Regions from separate parts of the Homo sapiens genome. Here region 2 is linked to region 1. Evidence: chromatin loops called from intact Hi-C (ENCODE). Cell type or tissue: endothelial cell of umbilical vein. All regions are shown on one strand. Each heading gives the region's core, and the rest is flanking DNA. Links, peaks and the distances in the headings are about the cores only.

Region 1 (10,897 bases), core at 1,616-9,615:
TCCTAAACTGATATCCCTGCCCTGCCTTGCCATTTCCTCAGAAACCTCAATAAAAGCTGTGGTCTGATGCAGTCCCCTTGCTCCTGTCTTCTGCCTCCTGACCCACCTGGTGTCTTTCCCATGTGGCTTTCTGAGGCATGTCTTGCTTCCTTTCTCTAGGACCTATGAGTCTAATAAATCTTTTTCTATTTTTTTCCTGAGCCTCTTCTCCATATTCTCTTCTGGCTGCTCTGACTGAAAAGCATACAAAGCATATAAAACCATATACAACTGTGTTCTTCTTCTACCCCATGGTTATGTTGTTGGACATATCACTCTCCCTTCAAACACCACATGCTTTGAATCTTATTCCTTATCAGTGTCTCAAACTAATGATCAATTACTCATTAGTTTTCCTATATAGCCAAGTATTATTTTTCAAGTGGATCCCTCTTACTGACATTTAAAACATGCTCCAGTCTCTCTTATTTAAAAATACATTTCTCCCTTGACTTATATTTTTATTCAGCTCTCATGCCGATTCTCCTTCTCTTCACTTTATAGACATGCTTCTTGAAAGTGTTGTCTATACTATCTAATTTCATTTCTTCAACCCTTACTCCTAACTTACTCCAATTTGGATTCTCTCCTAATCACTACACCTGGATGGCTCACACTAACATCAGCAATGACATTGATGAAGTTTACCAATATCATATTTCAGTTTCTATTTTTTAATTTCATGACATAATTTTGTTTTCTTCTACACTTGGAATTCCTCAAGACTCAGTTCCAAGTACTCTTTTTGCTCATACCATACTCTCCCCTTAGGGGAACTTAACCATACCAATGCCTTCTGTTCTTCTTATTTGTTCGTATCTAAAGCCCAGACCTCTTGTGATACCAGTTACATTTATCTAGCTCTCACAGAAAATCTCCACTTGACTATCTCAAAGTTACTTTAAATTCACCATATTTAATGCAATATGTGATTTAGTCTTCACCTAGTAAGTCCGCTATCAGTGAATGGCATCTCTCTATCGAGTTTTGAAAACCAGAAATTTAGGAGTTATTCATAAATACTCCTGTCTTTCTTACTCCCTATGTCCAATATAGCAGCAAACCTTGCTAATTTACATAGAGAAAAAAGTCCATGAGTGACAAAATTGTGACTTATTTGGATTATCACTGTATCTTTAGAACCTAGCACAATACCTGGCAAAGAGTAAGGACTCAATAATTATTTATTAAATAAATTAATTAATGAACATGGGAAGTGTTAGCAATTTAACATGTTAATATTTTCATGGGCATTAACTACTTTTAATATACTTTATGTTGTAGGAGTAAGTATCACAAATATATGTTAAACATTTCTGGCAGGTATTTTCGTTTTCTATGGCTGCTGTTATAAATTACCAAAATTTAGCAACTTAAAACAATAAAATTTTTTAATCTTACAGTTTTATAGTTTAGAAACCTAAAGTGGTCCTCCCTGGACTGAAATCAAGGTTTCCACAGGGCTGTATTTCTTTCTGAAGATTCTCTGGGAGAATCTTTTTTCTTGCCCTTTCCTTATTCTAGAGGCCACCCATACTCCTTGGGCTTGTAGTTGTCTTACTTCTATCTTTAAAGTCAGCAAGAGTTCTTCTTACATCACTCTGACCTCCTCTTCTGCCTCCCTTTTCCACATTTAAAGACCCTTGTGATTATACTGAGGTCACCTGAGTAATTCTGGATAATCACTCTATTGTAAGGTCAGCTGATTAACAACCTTAATTCCATCTGCTACCTTAATTCCCCTTTACCATGTAATATAATGCATTATAAAATTCCAGGAATTTTAGTATCTTCGATGGGCCATTATTATGCTTACTAAGTAAGCATATAGCACAGACAAATAATCACTGACTAGGCAACATCTATAAAATCAACAGTTGGTACATATTAATAACGTTGCCATTTATTGAGAGCTTATCATGTCGTATATATGGTGGTTATTATTTTAGATATATTATTTCAATGCTAAAAACAACCAAATGAAGTATAATTCTAATAGCCTCAGTTTATGTATAAATAAACTGAGTATTACAGAAGTGAAGTAATAAGCACGTTCATATGCTGTGAAGTTGTGTCAGGCTTCAAAGTGCAAGTATCTGCCTCCAAAACCTGCTTTTCAGGGAATCACTGTACTTCATTGCCTATGAACCCTAATATGTAGATTGGATTTTGTGGTTTCATTCATCCCATGATGTTCATGCAACTTTCAGACTTTCTCGGGTATGTTATATCACTTTTTTTAAAAAAAAAAAGACAGAGCCTCACTCTGTTGCCCAGGCTGGAGTGCAGTGGCATGATCTCAGCTCACTGTAACCTCTGCCTCCTGAGTTCAAGCAATTCTCATGCCTCAGCCTCCCGAGTGGCTGGGATTACAGGCACGTGCCACCATGCCCAGCTAATATTTTTGGGGGGAGTTGTTGTTTTTTTTTTTTTTTTTTTTTTGGAGAGACACGGTTTCACCATGTTGGCCAAACTGGTCTCGAACTCCTGACCTCAAGTGATCTCAAAGTGCTGGGATTAAAAGCGGGAGCCACTGCGACCAACCCTGTTATATCATTTCCTAAAGATTCTTACAGTCCAGTTATAGTGTCAATATGCTGCTGGAGACAAAAGTATAAGTGCCAGGTGTTGTGGGATATACCAGGGATCACGCCTGTAATCCCAGTACTTTGGGAGGCTGAGGCTGGTGGATCACATGGGGCCAGGAGTTTGAGACCAACCTGGCCAACATGGCAAAACCCCATCTCTACTAAAAATACAAAAATAGTCGGATGTAATGGCACACACCTGTAATCCCAGCTACTCTGGAGGCTGAGGGCTGATGCAGGAGAATCACTTGAACCCGGGAGGCGGAGGTTGCAGTGAGCCGAGATAGCACCACTGCACTCCAGCCTGGGTGACAGAGTAAAACGCTGTCTCCAAATAAATAAATAAATAAATAAATAAATAAATAAATGAAAGTATAAGTATAAAACAATGATAGCAAGGGTAGCTTATGATATTTAGGTATACATGAGAAAGAATCCATGTAAAATGACAGAACTTAATATTTTCACAGTAACAAATCACATTTTTCTTATCCTTTTTGTACTCCAGTATCAATAATTTTAATAACAAAAATAGTGTTAATAATAATAATTGTTACAGAATAGTCAGTTTCTTAAAAGATGAAAAAAACAAAAACTCTGCTAATTTAGTCTGGAATCAATTTTCTGTGAACCTTGCAGTCTACATCAATATTGACCCTCAAATAGTGAAAACAAAGTTAAACTAAAAAAATGTGCTATATACTACAATATATAAAGCACTCTATCTGGATGTTTTAAGTAATATAAAAATAATGGATTTTATGTGATGCATTTCTTACATTACACAGGCAACAATGGACCATAGGGGTTAACATCATCCAACAATATAAACCGAAGTAGACCAAAAATAGTCTAAGAGAAACTGACTTGAGATGTTGCAGTAGTCATAGTTGATGCCACTCAAAACTATTAGTCTAAACCAATCATAGTAATAAAATCTTATTTATTTTGCCAGTAATAAGTTTAGAAATCGGCATGTGGCCCAAAACTTGTCAATGTGATATGCAAACACTGCGGAGTTCCTTCTCAGGAAAGTCAGCATGACACTACAAAAAGACATACTTTTCTTCTTTTGGAGGTCACCATGTCAGAAGTTGACACCTTGAGCTATTTCAATCCTATTGTTAGAAGCCTGAGGGTAAATTCAATATATGAAAAAACTGCAGATTGTAAAGAATCACAGAGAAATGGAGCCAGAGCCTTGAGGCCACCCTGACTCCTTACTTTTGTAGCTTAGTAAATTTCATTGTTATTTAAGTCATTCTGAATTGGGTTGCTGTTTTATGGACCAAAAGCACCCTAAATGATACAAAGTAAAAGTAAGTAAAAGATTAGATAATAGAACATAGGAGACTTAAGGGATAAATTCCCCCCAAAATTTACAGTCTGAAGAGGTCTAAATGTATTTATAGATGAAGTTGAAGAATTGATTGAAATGAAGAAAACAAAGATAAAATAGTATAAAAGAGAGAAGCAAAACTAGAGGAGATAAGGTCATGAAAGAGACAATCTTCTTAATTTTGCCCCTTTTTTATCCCCACTTTCAGAAGTACCTGAAAGTAACAATTCTTAGGATCAGGAGAACAATGAGCACAATGTAAAGTCCATTAGGACAGAGAGGTTTTTTTCTTTAAATTAACAGGCATGTACCTAGAACCTAGAACATAGGTGCCTGAAACACAATTAGTCAATCAACACTTATTTGCTAAGTTAAAGAAATGATGTCCAAAGACTGGGTGGTGACAGTCATCAAAGCTGAAAATGATAATTCTTGCATCTGTTGTCTAAATCAAAAGTGAGAAGACATAATTTGATTTCATAAATTCCTGTTAACTGGCTATGTTATAAAACATCTTTCTGGTGGAAGTACAACTCTGCAACAGAGTAATTGCTAGATTTTATTCATTCATACAATTTCTATTGAAAAAAGTCACAAAGAAGCTATTAATTAAAAATAATAAAGTAATGGAACCAATGTCCAAAACATGTAAAGTTTTAATTTAAAACTTCTATTTTATGTGTGTTTTTTAAATTAAAACAAAGAAGCTGTTAAAATTTGAATGATGATATTGAGAAAGACAAAAGGTTTACATGTGTAATGTATTATCAAATGCTGCTATTTAATTTGGGACGGTTAATAAGAGGAAAATAAGACATAAATAGTACAGAATATTAGGAGGCAAAACAACAAAGATGGTGAACATGGGACTTAATATATGTTATATCTGAACAGCATAATTAAAAGAGCTAAATTTTTATACCCAAGTTCCAATAATGTTACTGATCCATAGCTAAAAAGTTCCAAGGGTTAATTTAATGTATATTTTGAAAAGTTAGGCATTATTGGCCATAGACCATATTAAGTGCATTACAAATTTTAATAAAATGCATTGTTTTTGTCACTGTAGTATAATAGTGGCAGTTGAGTGTGAAGAAATAGATTCCTTCTTCCTCTTTTGTTTTCAGTGCTGCTTTGTTAATTTTTAACTCAAGATGTCCCTCTGCTGGAGTACTGGATTATTGATATGTAAACTAATTCTTTGTACAGGGCATGCTCAGATTTTGAGAATGAATTATCTAAAATGTTTCTGCTGCTTTGTAATAAACTAACCATGTTACACTTGAAGTGTGATAATTAAAATATACATATTAATATTTCTATAAATTACTTACAGAATTTCTGTTAAAAACTATTTCCCACACCAGTCCATTTTCCAAGTGCAAATCTAAGTTCCATCCCTGCTACCCTCACTCTCAACAATAACTTCTCTTTTACATATAATCTGATTGATATAATCTTCCTAATCTACTTATTTTCTTCATACCAATTCATACAATATTTCCCTTTTGTGTTTGACTTATTTTACTTAGCATAATATTTTCAAAAGTCATCCATGTTGTAATATGCATCAGAATTTTATTTCACTTTAAGGCTAAAGAATAGTTCATTAGATGTATATAGCACATATTGATAATTCATTCATACATATATAGACATATGGGTTATTTTCACTTTTTGGCAATAGCAAAAAAAAAGTTTCTTTGTTCATTTTATCATAACCCTCTTCTCTGTTCTATTCCTATATTCTAAATTCCAAAGCCATTTCACTCAATTTTTTTCTCATCCCTTTTGGGATATTTCCACATTCATGATTTTTTCTTGCTACTGTATCGGTTGTTATGGTGGTGAAATACACATAACACAAAATTTACCATTTTTAAGCATACAGTTTAGTGGAATTAAGAATATTCGTGTTCTCGTGCAACTATCACTACTATTGATCTCCAAACCTGTTCATCCTTCAAACCTGAAACCCTGTACCCACTGAACAATGATTCCCAATGATCCCCTCCCATGCGACCCTATAACACACTATTTTGTCTCTAAGAATTTGATTACTCTAGGTATCTCACGTGAGATCATACAATATTTTCCCTTTTGTGTCTAACTTATTTTACTTAGCATAATATTTCTGAAAGTCATCCATGTTGTAATACACATCAGAATTTTATTTCATTTTAAGGCTAAAGAGTAGTTCATTAGATGTATATTTCACATATTGATAATTCATTCATATATATATAGACACGTGGGTTATTTCCACTTTTTGGCAATTGCAAATAATAATGCTGTGAACATTCATGTACAAATAGCTGTTCCAGTCCTTCCTTTCAATTCTTTTGGATACATACCTAGAAGTGAAATTTCTGGATATATAGTAGTTCTGGGTTGAATTTTTTCAGTAACCACTAGAGGTCTTCAACAGCTGCTACATCATTTTACATTCTCATCAGCAATGTACTAGGGTTTCAATTTCTACACATCCTTAACAACTTTTTTTTAGATTAGTTTTATTTCATATTGATAATAGCCATTATAATGGGTATAAAGTAATATGTTATTTTCATTTTATTGTCTTAATGACTAATGATGTTGATAATTTTTTATATATTGAATACTTGCATATTTCTTTGGAGAATTGTCTAAGCCTTTTGTCCACTATTCAATTGATTTGTATTCTTTTTCGTTGTTGAGTTGTAGGAGCTCTTTATATATATATTCTAGAAACCAATTCTTTATCAAATATATGACTTGCAAATATTTTCTTTCATTTTATAAGTTGCTTTTTCACTTGTTTGATAGTGTTTCACTATTTGATAGTGTTTCACTTGTTTGATAGCACAAAGAAGTTTTTAATTTTGATGAAGTCCAAAAAAATTATATATATTTTGTTGATGCCTGTGTTTTTGGTGTCACATCTAAAAAAATCACTGTCAAATCTAATGTCATAAAGATTTGCCCCATATTTTCTTATAGGTTTTATATGTTTTATAGTTTTAGCTCATATTATTTTATTTTTTAATTGGCAAATTAAAAATGCATATTTTTAAAAAGACAACATAATATTTTGAAATATGTATACACTGTGGAATGGCTCAGTTGAGTCATATGAGTTGAACATATACATTACCTCACATACCATATTTTTGTGGAGAGAACACTTAAAATCTACTCTCAGAGATTTTCAAAATAAAACATATATCTTTTAACTACAGTCATCATGTTGTACAATAGATCTCTTGAAATTATTTCTCTTATGTAACTGAAGTTTTGTATTATTTGACCAATGTCTCCCCGACCCCTTATACCTCATCCTCTAATAAACACCATTCTATTGTCTACTTCTGTGACTTCAATGTTTTATTTGTTGTTGCTGTTTTTAGATTCTATATACAGGTGCGATTCTTCAGTACTTGTCTTTTTGTGTCAGGCTTCTTTCTCTTAATATAATGTCCTAAGGGTTCATTCACGTCACAGATGATGACATTTGCTTTTTTTCTAAGACTGAATAGTATTCTGTTTTGAATACATGCCATATTTTCTTTATTCATTCATCTGTTGGTGGACACAGGTTGATTCCGTACCTTGAGTACTGCAAATAATGTTGAAATGAACTTGGGAGTGCAGATATTTTTTTTTTCATATACTGATTTCCTTTCCTTTGAATATGTACCCAGAAGTGGGATTGCTGGATCATATGGAAATTCTATTTTTTATTTTAATTTTTTGAGGAAGCTCCATATTGTTTTCCATAATGAGTATACCAATTTACATTCCCACTGACAGTGTACCACTTTCTAACTGTACTCACATGGTTTTTTTTCTGTGTATGTACATCCTGGTGTCTCCGTGTGTCTAAATTTTCTCTGTTATAAGGACATCGGTTAGGTTGGGTTAGAGCCTACACAATTATCCTCATTTTAACATAATCACCACTTTAAAGACTAGATTTGCAAATACAGTCATATTCTAAGGTACTGAAAAATCGTGGCTTCAACATATGAATTGAGAGCAAGAAACACTTTTCATCCTTTAGCAGCCAGATAGTAACTATTTTAGGTTTGCAGGCCATAATTGCTCTGTTGTGACTAGTAAAATCTGCCATTAAAGCAGGAAAGGATCTTTAGACAACACATAAACAAATTTATATGTTTGTGTTTTAAACTCTAAGTAACAAAATAGTAATAATAAAGTAATAATAAAAGAGGAATATCTTAAAGGTTATTAGGGGTGATGAAATGTAATTTAAAAAGTATTCTATCATAGTGTTTCTATACACCAATAATGAACTAGCTGAGAAAGAAGTCAAGAAGGCAATCACATTTACAATAGCTACAAAAAATTAAAACACTCGGAATACATTTAACCAACAAGCTGAAAGACTTCTACAAGGAAAACTGCCCCAAACTGATGAATACGATTATTAATTAATCTTATTACTAATAAGTTGTTTGTGAAGAGTACACAAATAAGTAGAAAGACATCCCATGCTCATGAACCAGAAGAATTAATATTGTTAAAATAACCATACTGTTAAAAGCTATCTAGAGATTCAATGCATTCCCTATCAAAATACCAATGTCATTTTTCACAGAAATAGAAAAAAGCAATCCTAAAATTCACAGGGCACCAAAAAAATGTACAAATAGCCAAAGCAATTCTGAGCAAAAAGAACAAAGCTGGAAGCATCACTATCAGACTTCAAAATATACTACAGACACAAAAACATTATGGCATGCATAAAAACAGACACGTAGACCAAAAGAAGAGAAAAAAAAGTAAGCCAGAAAGAAATCCACATATTTACAGCCAACTGAGTTTGACAAAGGCACCAAGAACATACACTGGGGAAACAACACCCTCTTCAATAAATGGTGCTTGGAAAAAACAGCTTAAGATTGATTAAAGACTTACTTAAATATAAGACCCAAAAGACCCAAAAATATAAAACTACTGGAAGAACACATAGGGAAACATTCTGTCTCGGAAAAGCTTTTATGGCTAAAACCTTAAAAGCACAGGCAACAAAAACAAAATGAGATAAATGGGACTATATTAAACTGAAAACATTCTGCACAGCAAAGGAAACAATGGAGTGAAGAAACAACCTTAGAATGGGAGAAAACATTTAAAAACTATTCATCCAACAAGAGACTAATATCTAGAATATGCAAGTAACTCAAACAACAGTAACAACAACAACAAAAACACCAAATAATCCCATTAAAAAGTGGACAAAGGACACAAATGGACATTTCTCAAAAGAATACATACAAATGGCTAAAATGTATACGGAAAAAATACTCAACATCACTAGCCATTAGGGAAATGCAAGTCAAAACCATAATGAGTTATTATCTTACCACAGAATGATTATTATTTAAAAGACAAAAAGTAACAGATGCTGGCGAGGATGCAGTGAAAAGGGAACTCTTATACAATATGCATTGGAATGTAAATTAGTACTGCCACTATGGAAAACAGTGTGGAGACTTATTTAAAACTAAAATATAACTAGCATATAATCTAGCAATCCTATTACTAGGTATTTATTCAAAGAAAAATCAGTATATCAAAGGGATTCCTGCATTTTCACATTTATTACAGCACTATTCACCGTAAGAAAGATATGGAAGCAATCTATGTTGCCATTAGTGGATGAATGGATAAATAAAATGTGGCATATATACACAATGGGATGCTATTCAGCCATAAAAGAAAGAATAAAATCATTTTATCTGCAGCAACATGGATGGTACTGAAGGTCACTGATGAGTGAAATAAGCTAGGCATGGAAAGACAAATATCACGTTCTCACTCAGGTGTGGGAGCTAAAAAACATTGATCTCATGAACATAGTGAGTAGAATGATAGACACTGGAGGTTGGAATAGGTATGTAGGTAGAAGGGGGATTAAGATAAGTTGGTGATGGGCACAAACATATAGTTAGATAGAACGAGGAAGTTCTATTTTTCAATAGCAGAGTAGGAAAACTATAGTTAAAAGCAATTTATTGTATATTTAGAAGTAGCTAGAAGAGAGGACTAGAAATGTTCCAAACACATAGAAATGATAATTACTTCAGGTGCTGAACACCCCAAATACCCTGATGTAATCATTATACAGTCCACGAATGTAAAAAAAATCATACATACCCCATAAATATGTACAAGTACTATATCAATAAAAAACAAAATAAATTCAATTAACTTAAAAAACAGTAGAAAAGAAGAACATAGATACAAAAGATATATTGTGTTCTGCAAATACATATAGAATTATGGTAGAATTAAACCCAACTGTATCCAAAATTACATTAAATATAACTAAACAATCCAGAAAAAAATAGAAATTAAAGACATATTTTGTGCTAATTTTAAGTGGCACACTCATATATAAACATAGAGATAAGTCCTTAAAAAAACAACTACACAAATGCTAAGCAAAAGAAAGCAAGTATGACTATGATAATACTGGATAAAGTGAATACTACATAGATAGAGATATTTTACATTGATAAAAAGGTTAATTCAAAAGGAAGACAACAATATTAAATGTATATAGATCTAATAGCACAGATTCAAAATACATGAAAACAGCAGTCAGAATTAAAGGGTAAATAAATCAGTAGTTATTTTTGAGAATTCAATGACTCTCATGGAGCGGAGCAAATACTGTAGATAAACTAACCCTAAGAATATAGAAGACCTAACAAACACCGTCAACCCCCTTGACCTAAATGATATTTTCAAAATACTATACCTGAGAATAACAGAATACACATTCTTTTCGTATACACATGGAACATTCATCAAGATAGACCATGTACTATACCACAAAACCAATCTTAATACATTTTCAAAGATTGAAATCTTAGAGATTATATTTCTGACCACAGGAGAAATAATATAAATCATTAACAATATG
Region 2 (10,897 bases), core at 889-8,888, 240 kb before region 1:
TCACCAGATATATTATTCTAGAGTAAAAGGTTTTTTTTGTTATTGTTGTTCAGCACTTTAGATATATCATGCCACTCTCTTTTGGCCTGTAAGGCTTCCACTGAAAAGTGTGCTGCCAGATGTATTATAGCTTCATTTAATGTTACTTGTTTCTTTTCTCTTGCTGCTTTTGGTATCTTTCCTTTATCTTAACCTTTGGAAGTTTCATTATTAAATGGCTTGAGGTCGTCATTTTGGGGGTAAATCTACTTGATGTTCTATAACTTTTTTTTTTTTTTTTTGGATACGGATAACTTTTCCTAGGTTTGGGAAGTTCTCTCTTATTATCCCTTTAAATGAACTTGCTACTTCTATCTTTTCCCTACCTTCTCTTTAAGGCCAATAACTTTTAGATTTGCCCTTTTGAGGGTTTTTTCTGGTTTCTGAAGGTGTGCTTCATTGTTTTCTATTCTTTTTTTTTATTTTGTCTTTTCTGACTGTGTATTTTCAAGTAGCTGTCTTCAAACTCACTATTACTATCTTCTGCTAGATCCATCCTGCTCTTAAAAGACTCTGGTGCATTCTCCAGTGGTAAAATTGCACTTTTATGCTCCAGGATTTCTTCCTGATTTTTTCAATTAGTTAATCTCTTTGTTAAATGTATCTGATAGAATTCTGGATTCCTTCTCTGCATTATCTTCAATTTCTTTGTGTTTCCTCAACACAGCTCTTTTGAATTATCTGCCTGAACGGTTACATATCTCTGTTTACCCAGAATTGGTCCCTGGTACCTTATTTCGTTCATTTATTGAGGTCATGTTTCCGTGGATGATGTTGATGCTGGTAGATGTTCTTTGGTGTCTGGGCATTGAAGAGTTGGCTATTTATTGTAGTATTTATTGTCTGGGCTTAGTTATAGATGTGCTTCATGGGAAGGGTTTCCAGATATTCGAAAGGACTTGGGTATTGTGATTTAATCAGTATCTACTTTAGGGGGCACCTCAAGCCCAGTAGAACTGTTGTCCTTTCAGATTCATAGAGGTACTGCCTTGATGGTCTTCAACAAGATCTGGGAGAATTCTCAGATTTACCAGGCAGAGACTTTTGTTCCTTTTCCTTTTGTTCTCCCAAAAATGTAGAGTCTCTCTCTTTTCTGAGCCACCTAAAGCTGGAGGTGAAATGACACAAGCACCATTGTTACCACCACCACTATGTGCTGGGTCACATTTGAAGCCAGCCCAGCACTGGTCCTAGCCCAAGGCAAGCTGTAAAAATTCACTGGCTTAAGAGCCCACTTTGTGCTCTGCCCCCTTGTGGTCATGCTGGTACCTAAGTTGCTATGCAAAGTTCCCTTTACTTTTTCCTCTGCTTTTTTCAAGCAGAAGGAGGTTTGTCCTATGGCCATTACAGCTGGTAATGTGCTGAGTCTTACCTGAAGCCAGAAAGTCTAAGGGCTAACCCAAGGCCGTCAATGTACTACCTGGGTATTGCTTCTGGTTATTTAGGGACCAAAGGCTCTTCAGTTAGCAGATGTGAATACTGCCAGGGCTAGGTCCTTTTCATCAAGGCAATGGGTTTCCTTCTGGCTCAGAGTGTGTCTAGAAATGTCTGGGAGCTAGGGCCTAGAATGTGGGCCTCACAACTCTGACTGATGCCCTATTTTGGTATGGCTGACATGGCATCGAAGATGCAAGACAAAGTCCTCCCCACTCTTCCTTTACTCTTCCTTCTCCTTTCCTAAATCAGAAGGAAGGAGTCTTATTTAGAGCTGCAAGCTGTGCTACGTGGCCTGGGGCCAGGGGAGGGTGATGCTAGCACTCCCATGGCTGCCCCAGTTGGTGTCTCACTATGTCAAATTGAGAGGTGAAGCCAGCTGGACTTCCTGTGTCGAGTGGGGACTTGGAGAACTTTTCTGTCTTACAAGAGGATTGTAAAACACATTAATCAGTGCTCTGTAGCTAGCAAAGGGATTGTAAAATGCACCAATCAGTGCTCTGTAAAAACGCACCAATTAACACCCTGTAGCTAGCAAGAGGATTGTAAAATGCACCAATCAGCACTCTGTAAAAACGCACCAATCATCACTCTGTAGTTAGCAAGGGGATTATAAAATGTACTAATCAGCACTCTGTAAAATGCACCAATCAGCAGGATCCTAAAAGTAGCCAATTGCAGGGAGGATTGAAAAAAACGACACTATGATAGGACAGAAACAGAACATGGGAGGGGACAAATAAGGGAATAAAAGCTGGCCACCCCAGCCAGCAGTGGCTACCCACTCAGGTCCTCTTCCACACTTTGGAAGCTTTGTTCTTCCGCTCTTCACAATAAATCTTGCTGCTGCTCACTATTTGGGTCCGTGCCATCTTTAAGAGCTGTAACACTCACCACGAAGGCCTGCGGCTCCATTCTTGAAGTCAGTGAGACCACAAACCCACTGGAAGGAACCAACTCTGGACACAAAATGATCCCCCCACCAGCCCAAGTCCACTTTATCTTGGCCTAGTTCTGCACTAGATGTTGCCTAAGAGATGTAGTCATCATGCTCTAGACTGCCTTTCAAATTTACTTGGGGACACAGAGTGCTGTAGTTCTTTCGTGGTGAGGTTTCATGAACTCAAATTTGGACTGCTTAGATTGGGATTTCCCTCTGGCTAGGGCTGGTTTAAATGTTCCCTTTCTGAACGGCCATCAGCTGACTTTGTTCTGGTTTTTCTTTCTGCTCTTACAGGACAGCACCAAGTTCTATTCCCCACAATTGCTGTGTTATCCCTACAAAAATACTCAGACAGGCTCGCAGCAACAAGCTGCTGCTGCTGGATGTTGGGGAAGTGGTGGCATCCGCGATTCCAGACTGTTTTTTTCTATCTCTTAGGTGCTTTTTTACAGTGATATAAAGTTAAAACCAGGTACCATGAGTGCTCACCTAATTTTCGTTTCTTATGAAGGTGTTTTTTCTATGTAGATACTTATTAACTTGTTGTCCTTGCAGGGGGGATGATCTATTTTTGTCTGCCTGTCTTACTTCAGAAAGATAGGCTTCAAGCTTTGAGATTCTTTCCTCTACTTGATCTATTCTGTTATTAATACTTGTGATTGCATTGTGAAATTCTTATAGTGTGCTTTTAGCTCTATCAGGTTGGTTATGATCCTCTCTATATTGGCTATTTTGGCTGTCAGCTCATGCACTGTTCTATCATACCTCTTAGCTTCTTTGCATTGAGTTACAACATGCTTCTTTAGCTCAGTGAAGTTCATTTTTACCCACATTCTGAAGCCTAGTTCTGTCATTTCAGCCATCTCAGCCTTATCCCAGTTCTGAACCCTTCCTGCAGAGGTGTTGCAGTTATTTGGAGGAAAAGGGGCACTCTGGCTTTTTGAGTTTTCAGCATTTTTGTGCTGATTCTTTCTCATCTTTGTGGGCTCATCTACCTTCTGTTTTTGAGATTGCTTACCTTTGGATGGAGTTTTTCTGGTTTTTTTTGTTGTTTGTTCCTTTGTTTTTCTTTTAACCATCTGGCCACTCTTCCATAGGGCTGCTGCAGTCCGCAGTGGGTCTGCTCTATATTTTAGTCACCTATGTTTGTCCAGTACCTGGAGGTATCACTAGTGAATGCTGTGAAACAGCAAATATGGCCTTTTGCCACTGTCTCTGGAAGCTCTGTCCCAGGGGGGTACTGACCTGTTACCAGACTGAACGCACCTGTAGGAGGTGGGTGGAGACCCTGGTTGGGACGTCTCACACAGTCAGAGGAATGGGATCAAGAAACCCCTTAAAGATGCATTCTGATTGCTTTTGCGGAGAGCAGCTGTGCTGTGTTGGGGATCTCTTCAGCCCCCAATTGGTTTGGCCTCTCCAAGGCCAATAGGCTAGACTGGCTGAGATGCCCAAATAGCCAACATGGTGGTCTTCCCCACCCCCCGGCACTCCACCCCAGGGAGAAATTAGCACTCCGTCTCAGCCTTAAAACATAGGCAGGGGTGGCCAGAAGCCCTGGGTGAGAAAACCCTTATCACAAGAAGTGAACTGCAGTCCCACTTAAAAAAGCAGTCTGGCCATGCCTTGACAAAATAGCCATGTCATGCTGATGAACCAACTGTGACCCTGTCAGCTTGGGCTCTTTAAAGCCCACAGGCTGGAATGGATGAGTTGTCCAAACAATCAACCTGGCAGCCCTCCCCTACATTTAGGTACTCTGTCCCAGGGAGAGATCAGAGCTCTGTCTATAGAATACATGTGAGTGGGGGTGGCTGGAGGCCCTAGCTGGGAGGTCCTGCCCAGTGATGTCTATTTCTTTTATGTTCATTTGGTCTATATAGTGTTGTGCAAGTCTGTTTCCTTTTTAACTTTCTGTCTGGATATTCAATCAATTATTTCAAGTTTGGTATTAAAATCTCCTACAATTGTATTGCTATCTATTTCCCTTTAATGTTTATTTTATATATGTAGATGCTCTGATATTGTGTAGAAATAAGTTTATAATTCTTATATCTTCTTGATAAATTGATATTTTATTATTATAAAATTACCTTCTTTGTATGTATCTTGTGACACTTTTTGACTTAACATCTCTTTCATCTGATGGAAGTATAGCTCCCTATTTTTTTTGTTGTTCTTATCTGTATAGCATATCATTTTCTATCACTTCACTTTCAGCCCGTGTGTGTCCTTGAATCCAAAGTGTATCTCTTCTAGGCAGCATAAAGTTGGATCTTGCGTTTTTATCCATTCAGCAACTCTGTCTTTTCATGGGGGAGGTTAATCCATTTATGTTTAAATTATTTTTGGTAGGTAAAGACTTACTCTTGCAATTTTGTTGGTTTTTTTTTTTCTGTCTTGCAATTATTCTGTTTCTCTTTCCTCCCTTACTGGTTTCTTTCCCTTTTTACTAATTTTTTTGTAGTGATATGCATTAATTCCTTCCTCCTTTCTTTTGTGTATATTCTATATGTATTTTGTTTGAGATCACATGAAGCAACATAAAATATCTTGTAGTTATCACCATCTAATATAAGCTAATAGCAAGTTAACTTCAATCATTTACAAAACTCTACATATTTACTTCTCTTTCTACACACTTTATGTTTTTGATGTCACAATTTGTATCTTTTACATTGTGTATCCACTAACACATTTTTGTATTTATTGTTATTCTTAAGACTTTTGTCTTTTAATTAATGTTATACTAAAATGAAAAGTGATTTACCCATTATCGTTGCATTATTATGGTATTCTGTATTCACATATTTACCTTTACCAATGAGTTTCATACTTTCCTATGCTATCATATAATGTTCAGCATCCTACATTGCAACCTGAATAACTCTTTTAGCATTTTTGTAAGGCAGATCCAGTGGTGATGAACTCTTTCAGTTGTTGTTTGTTCAGATATGTCTTTATCTCTCCTTCATTTATGACAGTTTTGCCAGGTATAGTATTCTTGATTGGCAGTTATTTTCTTTCAACACATTGAATATATCATCCTACTACCTTATGTCCTGAAAGGTTTATGCTGGGAAATCTGCTGATTGGCTATTGATGGTTTCTTTGTATATGACAAGTTGTCTGTCTCTTACAGATTTCAAAATTCTCTCTCCTAGACTTTTTATAATTTGATTATAATGTGTCTTGGTGGATAATGTTTTGGATACTTTGGGCTTTGCTAGTCTAGATGTCCATTTCCCTCTTCAGATTTGGCAAATTTTTGGCCACTATTTCTTTAAATAAACTTTCCACTCTTTCTCATTCTCTTTTCCTTGTGGAATTTCCATAATGTATGTATTTGTTTGATGGTGTTATATAATTTCTGTAGGCTTTCTCACTCTTTATTATTATTCTTTGAATATTCTGGAAGCTTCTCAAACCTTTTCTATGCGTATGTTTTCTCTGTACTGCTGTGTATAGATTTCTAATTAGAAGAGATTTACAGACTGATTTTTTTTTCAGTAATTTGTAATCTCTTGCTCCCTCTGGTGTCTTCCTTTTGTACCATAGGCTGGAGACATGCTCCACTCCTCTCCCTTCTTGCCTTTGGAGAAACTACAATTACTGTACCATCTTTGAGTCTCACAGAGCCATAATGAGTACAGCAAGCCACTTGTCCCTTTTCCTTATTTCTTAGCTGCCCCTACTAAACTCTGAAAGTTCTATTACTGTTCTAGTTGAAGAAAGAATATAGCACATTGAGATTTAGACTGGAAGTCCAGGATGTTAGAGGCACACTTCACTCCTCTCTCTCCCTCCTGAGAAAGAAGCCTCAGGTTCTGTGACTTCTCTCAATCTGACAAAGCTGTGTTACATTGTAAGCCAACTACCCCCATTTTTTTTGTTATAATTGCCACTGGGCATCCAAACTGTGCCAGCTCCTTTAGCACTCTGTGCAAAAAAAGACAGAAACTGTCTTGAGTGGCACACCAAAAGGCTGGGAAATTGGAGACATACTTAATGCTCTAATTTTCCCTAAGGAGGAAGTTGCTTACAGAGGGAGTCTCTCTCAGTGCTGAGCTGCTCTGGCTTAAGAAGGGGCTAATGCAGATAAATTAATATTGCTTTTCTTATTCATTTCAATGCAGTTGTTTTCAGTTTTGTGCTCATCTGGAGTACTGCAACTTCTTAACTAAATTATGGTCTTCTCATAAAGAAGTTTTGGTCCACATATCATTGTTAAATCAGTGTTTCTGTGGGGAATGAGGGCTGTGGCTACATATTCTACCATCTTGCTGACATTATTCCTTCTTAGTTAAGTTTTACCAAAATCTAGATAAGGCAATGATCCATCAAAGTGGATTCTTAAATTTCTCACATTGCCTCTACTAATTAGTCTATTAGAATATATAACCTTGTAAAAATTACCATTCCATAAATTCACTTTAGTAAATGAGGAAAATATATTTTATTTTAATTTAATTTAATTTGAATTAGGGATATATTTGGAAATACAATCCAAATTCAATTAAAAAAGAGAAAAGAAACTTTATAAAGAAGAATAAATTCCAGAAATTATCAGCACATTTTAATCAGAAAACTATATAAAGGAACATGTAATATTTTGCTGGTATTTAAATACAGGTATTGTACATAGGTATCTCATCAAAGTCCCATTTATTTTGCAATGAATTAGAACCAAATGACAGAGATATAAATTTTTGTAAGAATATATTTGTAGGATTTTTTCTAGTATAATTTTTTATAATCATATTAGCAAAGTAATATCAATTAATTTATTGATTAAGACCCTTGACAATCTTGTGTAATACCAATGTTATTTTAGTGTTTACTTATTTAAAAGAAAGCATTACATTCTTTAAAGACACAGGGAAGAAGAAAATATAAAGACATACATGCTAGAATCAGGAAGGCAGTTGTAAAACGAAGCATAGCATGATTCTATTAAGTGACAATCACTGGAGTTATTGATTATATATTTATTTTTAAGAGCTTTAATCCTTTTCCCATTTAGAAAACAAATGTGCAGCTTACTGTCAGCTCTCATTTAATTTTACATAAATGTGCTCTGAGGCTGAAGCAAATCTGATTTTCAATATGAAAATAAAATATAAAAACCGTTCTTGGAGTTATTTCTAAAGAGATCTAACGTCAGAATTGTCTGAGTCATCAGAATCATCTATTTCAGACAAATTGCCCTCATCAAATGAATCTTCAGTCAACAACTGTTTGAGAATGATGTTAACATCATGCGTAGGAATGTTACATTTCCTAGGATTTGACATTTTTGGCAATCAAGAATTACCACATAATGTAAATGGAAATACCACTACTAAAAACAGAATGTTATAAATAGAACGATGTCTTTTGTTTTCAAAGCTGATATACTAGAGCTATGTGAAAATAAGAATAAAAGCACGATATTTTATGTCAAAATTATCTCAGCGTAAATGCTGCAGCCACAAGTGCCACCGGCGTGTATGCTCCGGGAAAACAGGAAAAGGAAAAGGGTTAAATATATTTAATGTTTTAGCATAACCTGTAAGTTTTAGCATTTTAGCATACACTTATCTGTATGTTGTAATCTAATGCAGTGTAGCTTACTTAGTGGCAAAATTTCCTGCTGTTTAACTTTATAACAGTATTTCAATGTAAAGTGACTTAATTAAGCACATGACATTTTAAAATATTTTCATTGTTCATGAAGTTTTAATCAATACCATACTTAAAGGCCAGCTATTATTCTTTCTCATGGACTAGATTTATTATTTTGTAATTTTAATAAAAATGCTTTATTTAAAATATGATGTTTCATTTCAATCTAGCAGGTTAAACTAATAATTTTCTATATATTTGGTAAGTATTTTTAAAAATAAAAGTATATCCATATCTATGTGTATGTAGAGAGAGTCCTCATAAAAAATATTGTCTTGAAAGATTCTGAATAAGACTGCATACAATTGATCAATTCGACATATTAACTAGTAAATAGTTATATAAAACCGTCACAAGTGTAAAGATTTCGTAACAGGATAGCCACATTACAAAAACTATAGTTTTATGTTACTTTAGAAACACATCAAATAAAATAATTTTATAATGGTAAATACTCCATATAAATCATCAATTGTAGTTCATTTTATTTTTAGATAAACTTCATTTATCATTGAAGATTTTTGTTTTTATAAAAACCGCTTTTATTTGAAACAATAATTGTACATATTTACCAGGTCTAGAGTGACATTTCAAGACATATACAAGGTGTAACTAGGATATGCATTACTTCAAACATTTATAATTTATTTGTTTGGGGAATATTTAAAAATCCTCTTGAGTATATTGTGTTTTTAAAGCTGTCTTCCTTGGCATATAAAGTTTTTTTTCTTATGTTTTATGGATTAAAATACAGGTACATATAATGTATTTTTCAGCTTTCACATATTACCTCAAATATCCAAAACTACATGAAATAGAAAATACAATTATTTCTCTTTTTGGCTATCAAGGGTAAAGAGTAAGGATGATCACCAACCTCATCAGAAATTATACCTCCCAGTTATCACTGTTTCTATTAAAACAAGAGCTTCTGATTACTTTCCAATATCATAGTATTGTAGAAATCTCACTGGAGGGGCAGACTCCAATTTTTATAATTGCAACATGGATCTCCTTATAGGTTAATGTTAATGAAGTTTCTATGTTATCACAGTATTTCCCAAATTTTCAAACCAACACTATAAAGTTTCACAAATATTTAACTTATGGACCTTATCTGAGATGTTATCTTTTCAGTATTGCCAGGATCAAGTATTTTCAGTAGTTTATATTAACTCAGCTATTTGCTTTTTAGCCCCTCATTTTTAGTTAAATGGAAGTGAAATCCAAGATTTGCTGGCTCTAAATATATAGTTCTCCCCAGTACGCACTTCTTTTTACAAATTTCATTCTCACTGCCCAGATTAGATTCTGTCTTTCCCCTAATACTGTTACCACTTCAGCCCACAATGTTTTCCCTCTGCTAAATTGTAAAACATCTATGTGTCTTGCATTTTTCAAGTTTCCTTATATCACCTGTTTTTCCTGACTTCTGACCATCTTGGAAAATCTACTCTAGATATATCTTCAGTTTCGATTTCCCTCATTTACAGGATAACTATAACTAGACCTAAAACTGAAAATGTAATATGACTAGCAGAAAGTCTAATATGTCATTATCACCTATACCAGCAGTCCCCAACCTTTTTGGCACCAGGGACTGGTTTCGTGGAAGACAATTTTTCCATGGATGGGGGATGTTGGAGGGGATGGTTTCGGGATGAGACTGTTCCACATCAGATCATCAGGCATTAATTGGATTCTCATAAGGAGTGCACAACCTGGGTCCCTTGCATGCACAATTCACAATAGGGTTCCTGCTGCTATGAGAATCTAATGCTGCTGCTGATCTGACAGGAGGCAGAGTTTAGGAAGTAATACTCACTTGTCCGCCACTCACCTCCTGCTGTGCGGCCTGGTTCCTATCAGACCGCGGACCATTACTGGTCCTCACCCCTGTATCAGGAAACTTCTAGTAAAGAAGCTAAAGATTGTATTCATTGATTTTGTTAGCCATATTACACGCTATTCGTTCATACTGTAATTGTGATCAACTGATCTGGTAAGATTTTTAAAATTTGAACTGTGGATGACAATTTCTTCTATTTCAAATGTTTTAAACCTAAACATCAGACTTTTCATTGAATCCTGTTACATCACTTTTTTATCATAACATTCTAGGCTAGAAATAATATTAATAATAACTGCCATTCAATGCATGAGAATGTTTTACACTTTACAGAACAGTGGCACACATGTTATTTCGTTATATCACCAACACTGCAAAGTAAGTTATGATCATTACCTCCTTTTAAGTTAATAAGTTAATAAATGGAAGATTTTATATTCTCAGTTCTTCTCACTTCAAATCCAGTATAGTACTTCCATACCATGAAGCCTCTCCAGATAATTCCAGTCATTACACACACAAACATATGCCCACACTGATTAGCCTCCTAATTTCGTGGTGGCACAAAATTGAATTTATTTACTTATGAATTTCTGTCTTATTTCAAAAAAAGTGAGGCGATTTTAAGTGTGCAAACTTAATTGCACACTTTAAATAGGTGAATTCTATGGCATGCTAATTATAACTCAATACAGTGTTTAGAAAAAGTGCATTGCCAGCATTCTTCTTGACAAACTGAGTGGGTTTCTCAATCTAATACATATTTAGAAAACAACTATTAGTTTGGATGCTATCATTGTTTCATTTCCCCTGAAAAATAATTAAAAACAACACTTGATTTTTTTAAAGCATAATTTGAACTCTTGTTAGCCTTGGATTCTGTAGATTAGAATTACTCATGAACAATGACACATTTTCGGTTTAAATGGGCATTAGTACTTCTTTAGCACTTGTTCTATAACATAATG

Evidence for each region. Peaks named below come from ENCODE experiments on the same cell type or tissue, not always from the same donor. Only the 100,000 strongest peaks of a DNase experiment are listed, where the experiment ranks them.
Region 2: it touches region 1 in a loop (11-fold over the local background); 6 of 110 quality-filtered maps call a loop at or near these places.

What each region holds. Positions count from the first base shown.
Region 1 is chrX:87,332,931-87,343,827 of GRCh38, reverse strand. No RefSeq gene overlaps it. Among named protein-coding and RNA genes, the nearest start is that of KLHL4, 180 kb to the left of the region's middle. In endothelial cell of umbilical vein, for the core only: no CTCF peak of the experiment used is centred there; a DNase peak (open chromatin) is centred at 5,097.
Region 2 is chrX:87,574,242-87,585,138 of GRCh38, reverse strand. The region is part of intron 1 of KLHL4 (kelch like family member 4); the gene reads right to left. Among named protein-coding and RNA genes, the nearest start is that of KLHL4, 62 kb to the right of the region's middle. In endothelial cell of umbilical vein, for the core only: a CTCF peak has its summit at 1,287 (motif pointing left); no DNase peak of the experiment used is centred there.